Regions from separate parts of the Homo sapiens genome. Here regions 1 and 2 are each linked to region 3. The links are chromatin contacts, found by Hi-C or POLR2A ChIA-PET in ENCODE. All regions are on one chromosome and are shown on one strand. Each heading gives the region's core, a stretch centred on a gene start or an enhancer-like site at or near the end of the contact. The rest is flanking DNA. Distances are from core to core; before and after follow the strand shown. Region 1 holds the start of LNX1-AS2 (LNX1 antisense RNA 2). Region 2 holds the start of SGCB (sarcoglycan beta). Region 3 holds the start of DANCR (differentiation antagonizing non-protein coding RNA).

Region 1 (3,392 bases), core at 778-3,277, 880 kb after region 3:
AAACTAGGGACACTTCACAGGTTTAGATCAAAATACAGGGAGGAAGAAAAGGAAAAATAAGAACTCTGAATCCAGTCTGCACTGGCCTCCTAGCCCCCGTTAAACGGGCTGAACAGATCTGCACCTTCGCGCTAAGTTTCAAAACAAAAGCCTTCACTCTACTTCTCTTTAGGTTGTTGTTGTTGTTTTAATCAGATCAAGTACGAGGACAAGCACAGGCTGGATTAATGATCAGAGAAACAAAAAGGATTAAATATCTGGCCTGGGAGAAGTTTATTGTGCAACTAGAATGTCAAAGTCATCTCTCTACTCTTCTGTCTCAAAAAAGCTTCTCCCTCTGGGGCAAACACTAGCGACAAGCCGTTCAGCTTGTATTTTTTCATTCAAATTCCGTGTTCAGATCCCTCAGGGGCCAGTGGTCTAAATGCCAAGAGAGAAAAATGGAGGGTTTCAACTCACCTCTTCAAGCGACTGTCTGGGGCTCTCCAAGCAGCAGCAGGCAGGCAGCTCTCATTCCTTGTGGGTGAACCGAGCAGCTCCTTGGGCCGCCGGAGTTGTGACCAGCCTCAACTTCGGTGAACAGGTGCCTGGAGGAAGGAGGACGGCATTGGTCGCTCCAGACCAGGAAATGGGTGACATCACGGAAGCCCCGACAGATAAAGCATTGCTGAGACCTTAGGGATTGAAAGAGTCAGGAGGCCCCGCCCACCTGTCATTTACCTGAATACCTGCAAGCAGGTAGGTGGCGTCTCTTTGTGGACAAATAAATCAGTTAGAGCAATTTGCCAGGTGGAATTTACTTTCTTTCCTGAGCACAGCACGTGTCCAGCCCCGTGTTCAGATCTGAAGTCAAATGCCTGGTTGTTTCCCAGGCCCTCCCCTTTCCCCATATCTGCCCACAAAGGAGTTAAAAGGGAAGTTTAAACACCAAAATGAGACAGTAATTTAGCAGACACAAAAAGGAAGAGTGTGAAGCCGAACTTCTTAGAAATATCTGAGGTGCCTTTTCGAACCGCATCCATTTGAACACCAAGTGTTTCTCTAATTCCAATAAAATGACAAATTTAAGTTGACATTTCCAATTCATCTTTTAAACAATTTGAAATAGGATACCTGTCAGCAGTTTCAAAGTGGTTTTCAAACACTTTTGCGCTACCCCCTCCCCCGCCCAGCATTTTTAATTCCATATTCAGGAATTTGCAAAACTTCAGTCATTCCTATCTCGGCTGGCTTGGCAGTTAGAGTCATACGGCAGTTACAGTGCACTGCAGGCCTGCAATTAGGAGCAATTTAAATGATTCAGATTGGAATGGTAGTACTGTCATTAGGCGATGTTGTCTGCTGATATAGCCAGGAAAGAGACGTCAGAGTTATTTCTGTCCCAAGCGTGGTGTGTGACCCTGGACAAGTCACTGGTTGCTTCACCTTTTCCAGCAGGAAAGGAGGCGTAAACTCATCCAGCACCAGAGCAGGCAGCTGGGAGGTATCCCAGGACTGTTAAACTCTCTGGCATCTTCCCAGGAGGGCTGTAAACATCTCCCATCATCCCATTGAAACGCTGCGTATTTTTACCACCTGCATCCAGCATCCCTGGAACTCATTACCTGAGGAAACTGTGGATTCCCCGTCCCGGAAGATGGCCTGCCTGCCCAGAGAGAATTTTTTTTCCCCTTCAGGAAAATAAATGTTGACATTCCTATTTTCCTCCTACTTTTGCCTCCCTCGTCTTCTTCTTTCCCTCCTCCTGATTTTGGGAATGCTTTTGTTCCACCGGTTTTAATATTGGACTACCTAGAGGTTTTGGGGTTTGGTTTGGGGGAGGGTGGAGGAAGAAGGAAAAATGGGAGAGGGAAGAAAAGGAAGTCCGGATTCCCACAGCCTGGGCCTCAGCTGGCTGCAGTCAGTCAATAGCTCGCAAAGCAAGGGGGAGGAGAAGGAAGAGAAATTGTAGTCGAGGGCGGGGTCTGGGGGCCGGCTCTGGTGCTCGACCTCAGGGGAGCTGGCTCCTGTCCCCGATCCGCCCCAGACAGGTCTAAGCTACCTCTTTGCACCTGGGAACTCTGTGCCTTTTGAGAGTTGAAGGCTTAAAACAACAACAACCACCACAACAAAACTATTCACCTTTTTATCCAATAGAAACTAAGGTAGGTGTGGCTATTCCTTTATTATTTAAAAGAAAAAAAGGGAGGTAACAAAACCTTTTACACTCAGGTGTTTCAGGAAAAGGTTTCACGCCACTAGTTTGATAATTGAGAAACATCACTCACACAAAGGCCCCCCTCTTCACGCGGACAGGGTGTCCCCTGGGCAAGGGGGAGGGGAGGGAGAGCCCGCCAACCTGATGAATCATCTAGAAGGCCACGCCTTCAGCGGTCTTGCCTTTGGCGAAGGGCAGGATCCAACTTGGGAGGGGATCACAGGCTTCGGTTCAAGGCCTTGGGTGGGCAGGGGAAGGGTGTAGGTGAAATGAATTCGCATAAAGCTTCACCGAACAGCCTGGAGATCGTGAGGTTTCACTTGCCATGTTCACATACACACAGTCATCTACATATGTGGTGTGATGAATTGTTGTAAAACAGAAAGAAAATAGAGAAATAAGAGTTAATCCAGGAGTGGAGCTAACTCCCAGGTATAGTGTATAAAGGAAGAGAAAAAACTACACAATTAGCCTTCTCAGGTGAGATCTTTCTTGGTACTCCTGGATTTCGAATAATATGCAGGGGTTAAAAAAAATAATATGGGCTTTTTTTTTGGGCCATTAGGGCTGTTACATTATCATGGAAATTATATTTCTAAACTACTAGAAAAAAATGTAATCATAAAAATGAACATTGTGTTTAACAGGTGCTACTTATTGTTCTGAGCACTTTATACAAGAACCCTGTGTCAGGTATCATTGCTATTTGCATTCTACAGCTGGGAAAACCAAGACATAGTGAATCTGAGAAACTGCCTAAGGACAAGCTCATCGGCAAGCGGCAGAGCAGTTTTTAATCAAGGCCCACTTTTTAACCACTGGAAAGAAAAGAGGGAAGGTTCTGATTTCATGCTCACTGGGACACTTCCTGGACACATTCAGCTTCTTACCCATTATTCAGAAGGAGAAGTAGAAACCTGTAGAAGTAGCCCTGGGGAGGGTAGTTTCTGATAAAGGATGTCTCCATTTGGAAATTAATTAGTAATCTGGTCTATATGCTGAAAGTGTGTGTATAATATATATATATATATGTATATATAAATATGTATATATTCATAAATTCATGCATATATTTATGAGAAATCATACCAGGAAATCCATCGCCCCTGGGTGCACACTTGAAATCATCTTTTGAGAGCTTATCAAATCAACCCCAAGATGGAAGGCCAGCTTGAGGGACCCCTCAAGAATGACC
Region 2 (3,195 bases), core at 96-2,595, 670 kb before region 3:
GCCTATGGAAAATTCAGTTAAGTTCAGGGCTGGAGACGTAATGCGTAAATTTGAAGTGGAGACTGAGTAACGGATCAGACTGCCCCACTTATGTGTAAAGCAAAAATAGAACCAGATGGAAAAACAATCATCTGAAACAGAAGCTGATAACTTAGGCGGGAAATGAGGAAAGCCAAGGCACAATTTAAATACCAACTCCAAGAAGTTTTGTCTCCTTTCAGTTTCACTCATTCCTCTATGTTTTATTTTACTGTTACAAATCTGCAGCCTGCCTATTGTCTTTAGCTGATTTTTTCTGCATGTATTTGGCTGTATGACTTTAAGCTCCTTGAAGAGAGATTTTACGTCTTTTATCTTCAGAATGAGCCCTCCAGTGACATATATCTAATAGGTCTCTAAAAAGTTAATTATCTAAGAAAATCGTTCCAAAGGTCAAAACTTGACTCATTTTTTTCAACAATGTTTTAGAATGAGACTTTTTAAAGAGAAACTACTATAATTGTTCAAAGGAAAAGTAAGTTAGGTAAGGGGGAAAGTTACTGAAAATTATCTGTATTACAATAAATCACCCTAGCGATTACGTGTATGTATATATTAACACACACACATATGCATGTACATGTATGCATACGTATAACTAGATTTTGGGGGGATGAGGAGCCTTTTAAACCATTCTAAGTTACAAGTTTACAATGCAGGTCAGGAAATCTTGGATAAATCATTTTTAAAAGTGAACAGGAGATAGTTTTAGACTGGTGACTAAATCTTCAAAAACCAAAGCGTGAGGGGAAATCTGGGATGTCTGCATATTGGAGATGGCAGAAACAAAAAACAAAGATGGCAAGCTGACACCGGGGCAACAGCTGACCCGTTTCTTGTAAGAGGAGCCTTCTCGCTGGGGCTGCGGTTATTTTTATCCAAATCTCTGCTGGCGGCTGAACGGGGTACGTCCCTGGCACGTCCCAGCGCAGGCTTCCAGGCTGGCTCGACCGCCTCCCAGGCTCTCCGGAAGGAGACCCCTCCTCACCCCCTCCGAGGATCAGCCAGGCCGGGCCGAGCCCGAGGCCGCCCCTGGCTCCTGGTCCCTAGCTTGTGCCAGCATCCTCGGCGGGGCACAGCTCCTCCCGCCCCGCCCCGCCCCGATCGGCCCCGCCGAACCCAGACCCTGCGGCCCGCGCCCCCCGCACCCCCGGCCAGGGCTCCCGCGGGCCCAGCCGGCAGGACGCGGCCTCCCCCGCTCCTCCAGCCCGCGGCCGCGGCGGTACTCACAGACCTGTTCTGCAGCCGCCGCCGCCGCTGCCGCCATCTTCCCGCGCCCGCCGCCGCCGAGCTCCCCGCCCGACTGTGCCCGCCCCTCCGCGACCGCACCCTGCGCGCCTGCGCTTGCGCCCTGGCGGGGACTGGGGGCACCCGCTGCTCACACCCTCCCCTCCCCAGCCCGCATCCCTGACGACCCGCATCCCAGCCCTGCGGGCTCAGGCTCTGCGGCGGCCCCTGCACCTAGGACCTTGGCCTGGGGCGCGTTGTATTGCACAGGGGCCAGAAGGGGCCTATGGGGATTCCGCTCCACCCCGGGCCGCCTGCAGATTCCTCAGAAAGGGCACCCTCAAAAATCGAGGACGCTTCTCCCCTTCCCCTTTGTTCCCCATCGCTGAAAGATCGGTGCCATCCGGAGCTGTGAGGCTCTCTTTGTTTCTCGGACCAAGGTCTCCTTGGCTAGGGTGGGAGGGGCCGATATCGAGACCACAAGTGGACGCGGACCGGCGTGGTGACTGCGTGGGCAGAAGTGAACGAGTGGTCACTTAGGTGGCTGGAGTCTTGAAGACTGAGAGTCCTCAAGGAGGACGTTGAATCCTTCGGGCTGCTTGACTTCGGAGGCCTATGAAGTCTGATGTTTTTATCCTGCGATACTGGGGATGGATTTTTCATTTAGTGTTGGAGATAGTGTTACCATGTATATCCTCGGGAACCTAATTGAACGGACATTTACTGAACACCGGGAAGCCACTCAAATGTACGAGTTACTTGAGTAGACATTCATTGTTCCCTGTTGTAGATATAATCCAATAATTATTTTAGCTGAAAAAAAATGCAGTGAAGTCAATAGCAACTGTTCCTCATGTAGCTGAATCACTTCTAATAAGCACCTTTGGGCCCTAGTACTGTCTAATTCAGTGGGAGTCAGTACCTAGCTGGTCATCAGTCTCTCTGCATTTCTTTTTTCCTAAATGCTGGAACCACTTGACTCATATCTCTAGACTCACTCCTCTCTGAGTCTGTGGGACAAACATGCATTTTAGGCAGGAAAATTCTAAGTTAAAGCCCAATGATGCAGGAGTCAGCAGTAAGGCTCTGTGTTAATATTCTGCCTGTGGTCTCATTGATCAATTTGCACAACTGGGCTTTTAACTGATTCTGAGTTCCTATCTTCTAGTCCTTAATTCCTAAGCTTTGCGTTTTTCTCTCTGCTGGGAAAGTTCTTCTTCCCTGGCACGCGCACTCTTATTCATCCTTCAAGAACTATTCTATTCAAACGTCATATTTTCTCTAAAGGCTTCAGAGGCTCCCACAGATCTGTTCCTTAACTGTGTGCCTAGCCTTTTCTAGCACTTCAGATTGCATTGTATTTTTATCTTGTCTACCTGCTGATTTCATTCAAAAGATGGTGTGTTCTATCTGGAAGGTAGGTGTCTTACTCATCGTTTAATCTCCAATGTCTAGCACAGTAATTAAACTTAATAGATATCTTAGAAATCTGCCCAGTATCCCAATTTCTAAGCCCTGACTTGATTTTGCCAACCTCCCTCCCACTTAGGTGGTGAGATACCTGGTAGCCAATTTTCCTGAAACCAAATGCTCCTTTGGCTATTTGAATATCACCTTCTCTTGGATTCTTTCCTCATCGCTGATGTCCATCTCTGACAGGACATCCCACTATTCTTAATGCCAATTTCTATTCTCTTTTAAAGAGATCCAATTCACTCACATGACCACATTTTAATGTGGGTTATTTTCAAATGTACTATTGTCAGCCTTTTTTCCCCTGAAATAATGACATTTAAAGTCAACTCTGTGCCTGGCAATGCCTCTTTTACAAATGAAGAAATCAAGGCTTGTAGAGGTTAAATGGCTGACCATCTTTTCAACTCCTAAAGAGCCAGTATTGAATCTAGGTCCATCTGACTAGTCTTTGCT
Region 3 (3,659 bases), core at 1,058-3,557:
TGATAGAGTAAGACCCTGTCAAAGGGAAAAGAAAGGGAGAGGGAGAGAGACGAGAGAGAGAGCAAGAAAGAGAGAGAGAGAGAAAAGAAAAGGAAGGAAGGGAGGGAGGGAGGGAAAGAAAAGAAAGAAAGAAAAGAAAGAAAGAAGGATTGATTAGACATACTAATTTCTCTAAAAAAATTAGGCCTAATAATAAACCCAATTGAAACAATTCTCTTTAAACTGCATTATAAGGATTTTTAGTACCAAATATATATTATCTTGAACCTAACTCAAAAGCAATTATAAATCAGTTTATTTTGTTCTATTGTCTCTGTATTTAATAGACATTTCTCCTCTAAGCCCAGTGAACAGTTTTACTATTTCGAATGAACTGTTTGTAAGTTCATTGAATTGAGGTATTTGGCCAGAAATGTGAAGCCTTCAGATTAAGGTGAATTTCTCTTAAATCAAACACAAATATAATTCTTTCATAATTCCTTCCCATTTTTATCCCCTGATTTGGGGAGGAGGGAAGACATTCTGCACAACTACCCCCAGCCCCTGCTAGGTTGCTGCTGAATTCCTGCATTAGTCTCTTTACTAAGGAGATTTACTTCTCTTTTCCTATATTTTCCCATGTTGCCTGACCACATGCATTGCCATAGTTAAAGGAAAGGTAATATCTCTCAGCTATCCAAAGGGACTATAAAAAGAACAGATTCCAACTAGAGATATGTTTGGAAGACTCTTGAGAAAGGTGAAGGGACAACAAACTGGTATTCACTCTCCAATTTCAACAAGATCCTATGAATATCTGCAAGATGATGACTAGGTGCTAGGGTTTATTGGTAAATTTTACTCAACTTCTTCTTCCCACCAAAACCACCTTAATCACACCCGAAACCACACCCTACATCAGATCCTATCATTCCCCTGTTAAAACACACACACACACACACAACAAACAAACAAAACACTTGAACAGCTTTCCATCATTCTTAGCACAAAGTATAAACTCTTTCACAAATACAAAAATTAACCAGGCATGGTGGTGCATGCCTGTAATCCCAACTACCCGGGAGGCCGAGACGAGAATAGTTTGAACTTGGGAGGTGGAGGCTGCAGTGAGCCAAGATCGTGCCACTATACTCCAGTCTGGGCAACAGAGCGAGACTCCATCTCAAAAACAAAACAAAACAAAAAAACTCTTCCAGGGTTTCCTGCATGGTCTGGCCCCAAGCCATTCTCATCTCAGGCCACTCTGCTCCTTAAGTTCCATTTCTGGGAGTCCTTAAACAGGTAAAGCCCTTTCCTGTTTTATCTTGGGGCTCTGGACGAGTTGTTCTTTCTGTTTACAAAGCCACACCCCACCAGAGCTGCCTGTCTTGATCTGTTAACCAAGTGTAGGCTATTTTTTGGTTTCCCTTCCTGCTCCACCCCCAACACCTGGGGAAAGGCTAGGTAGCATGTTGTTTGAGGGGCTCTGCCTTCAGGCTGCTTGAGTTCAAATCCTGGATCTACCACTGGCTAGCTGCTCTGTGACTTTGGGCAAGTTACATAACATAATTATTTCCCCATCTATAATTTGGAGATGATTAAATATATTTTGAGGATTAGATTTGTTAGCAGATGGTAAGTACGTGAAACAGCAATAGAAGTTCTCCTTTTAGCATATACTCCAATTTTCTTCTACTTATTTGTTTGCCAAGTTTGAGCCTGTTACCTTGAGATTGCTATGGTTGCCTTCTCAACCTCCCCAACTCCTACCCTCCAGCTGATTATGGTCTACTTATTGGACTCTGTAAATGAATAAAGAGGGAGCATGAGGAAAGGAGGTAGTCCTTCTAGCTTTAGGAGAGGCCACGGGAGTGAGCTTGTTGAACAAGACATGGTCGTGGCTTCTCTTTAAGCTTACGGTTTAGGCGGACACAGATGATGAACACACACCGGATTAGTGTGGCTTTAAGAAAGGGAATCCCAGGGCCTTAGGCCAACCCTGGAGTAACCTCGATGCCCTCTCCAGAAGGGCACCCGAGGAAGGGTCTAGGGCCCAAGAGCACCAAAATCACCAACGCCGGGGATTGGTAGGTAGCCTGAAAAATCTAATTCAGAGAAGGATGCTCCGCGCGCAGACATGGCTTATCCCCGTGCTACTGCATGAGCCACACCTAGGCCGGCCCCGGACACCGACAGCCAATGGCCGGGCCCGTCCCGCCCCATCCGGGATTGGCTGTGCGTGCCGCGGCCCTCCACCCCGCCCCGCTCAGGATCTTCCCGGGATTGGCTGAGCTACCCGACCTCTCCAGGGGATCGGCTGCGCGCCCCGCCCTTGCCCAGAGTCTTCCCGGGATTGGCTGCGGGCCTCGCGACCCTCCTGCTTCCCTCCCCGCCCCGCGCCGCCTCTCTGGTTTGTGCGCCCGTCGCAGGTCGCAGGCCTCTTTGTCAGCTGGAGTTGCGCGGTGAGTGCATCTCCAGTCTTCGGCTTTCGGTCTCCCGCGGGGAGGGCGCCCGGCCGGCCCGTGGGTCCGATCAGGGGCTGGGCTCGCCCGGTGTCCCCACGAGCTTTGCCCGCCTCGAGCTCCTCTGCTCCCGGCGGCCAGAACGGAGGGGTAGAGCAGCCCTCGGCGGCCCGGGGGGCGGGCGGCGGTGCCCGTCCCGGGGCTGCGCGAGGCACAGGCGCCGCGCCCAGCGGAACAGCCGGAGGTTCCCGGCGCAGGTCTGGGCACCGTAACAATTTTGCGCTTTGCTTCCCCAGGGCTGACGCGCCACTATGTAGCGGGTTTCGGGCGGGCCACGCGTGCGGGACAGGAACCCAACCCCAGCCGACCTTGAGCTCCAGGAGTTCGTCTCTTACGTCTGCGGAAGTGCAGCTGCCTCAGTTCTTAGCGCAGGTATGTTCCTAGCCTTGAGCGGGGTGGGGGAAGGAATGAGTCAGCCTGGAGCACGTGGCCAGTGGGACCGGAGGGTTCCCCGGCGTCTGTTTGTCGCCAAGGTCCGAATCCGGCTCCCCTTAACTGGAAGGAAACATCCATGTAGGGGCTCACCAAACAAAACAGCTGTGTTTCTAGTGTGGTTTCAGACTTAGAGAAGCAGAGATCCACGAGGTATTGAGAGCAACGCGGAAAATAGTAGTGAACCCTGTAAAAATCAAAGAAAAAAAATCACAAAGCACCCTTTCCTGTGCCCTTTTAAGGTTGACCCAGTGCTTTAAGAGGCTAACACAGAAGGGTAAAGTAAGTCTCCATAAAACCCAGAGAAGAGACTGGAAAGCTCCTCTTTGGATCCTGTCTGGAGTCACAACTGAACCAGAAAAAGTTTCGTTACAACTTGAGCGCCTTTGTGATTTTCTTTACAGTTTATAGAACAAGCAATACATTTCAGTTTTCTTTGGTTAAAACGTCATTTTAAAACTTTTCTTTCTATAGGTTGACAACTACAGGCACAAGCCATTGAAGCTGGAATGTCCTGTTGCTGGTATTTCAATTGACTTAAGCCAACTATCCCTTCAGTTACAATAGGAAAGTGCCTCTAATAAGGCCAAATATGCGTACTAACTTGTAGCAACCACGTGTCCGTGCAGTGCCACAGGAGCTAGAGCAGTGACAATGCTGGTGGCAACAGGGCAGTGTAGCAGGTGCTTCATGTTCACCTTTTCAACCTTTTCATTTAATTGTCAC

The links. A loop is a pair of places that touch in the nucleus more often than their neighbours do. ChIA-PET counts read pairs that join two places held with the same protein, here RNA polymerase II (POLR2A). Pooled maps may share reads with other maps.
Region 1: a map with no recorded cell type shows a loop between it and region 3 (3-fold over the local background). The contact joins the promoter of LNX1-AS2 here to the promoter of DANCR in region 3. A Hi-C loop is called at or near these places in 2 of 37 single-sample maps with no recorded cell type and 1 of 50 pooled maps.
Region 2: a map of OCI-LY7 shows a loop between it and region 3 (12-fold over the local background). The contact joins the promoter of SGCB here to the promoter of DANCR in region 3. A Hi-C loop is called at or near these places in 4 of 168 maps with a recorded cell type or tissue (B cell, CD4-positive, alpha-beta memory T cell, OCI-LY7 and 1 more), 1 of 37 single-sample maps with no recorded cell type and 21 of 50 pooled maps. POLR2A ChIA-PET finds 5 or more read pairs at or near these places in 2 of 52 experiments (WTC11 and activated naive CD4-positive, alpha-beta T cell).

What each region holds. Positions count from the first base shown.
Region 1 is chr4:53,590,929-53,594,320 of GRCh38, forward strand. LNX1-AS2 (LNX1 antisense RNA 2) reads left to right here and starts at 2,028. Exons shown (of 2, transcript NR_046827.1): 1 at 2,028-2,144. It overlaps LNX1 (ligand of numb-protein X 1), which reads right to left and starts at 558. Exons shown (of 11, transcript NM_001126328.3): 1 at 460-558. RefSeq lists an enhancer at 1,738-2,650.
Region 2 is chr4:52,036,954-52,040,148 of GRCh38, forward strand. SGCB (sarcoglycan beta) reads right to left here and starts at 1,346. Exons shown (of 6, transcript NM_000232.5): 1 at 1,274-1,346. The coding sequence starts at 1,306. RefSeq lists an enhancer at 759-878 and a silencer at 1,119-1,558.
Region 3 is chr4:52,710,087-52,713,745 of GRCh38, forward strand. DANCR (differentiation antagonizing non-protein coding RNA) reads left to right here and starts at 2,308. Exons shown (of 5, transcript NR_145129.1): 1 at 2,308-2,441; 2 at 2,738-2,873; 3 at 3,408-3,456. It overlaps MIR4449 (microRNA 4449), which reads left to right and starts at 2,596; the gene lies at 2,596-2,661. SNORA26 (small nucleolar RNA, H/ACA box 26) reads left to right here and starts at 3,163; the gene lies at 3,163-3,284. RefSeq lists silencers at 2,114-2,947, 2,122-2,691 and an enhancer at 2,942-2,991.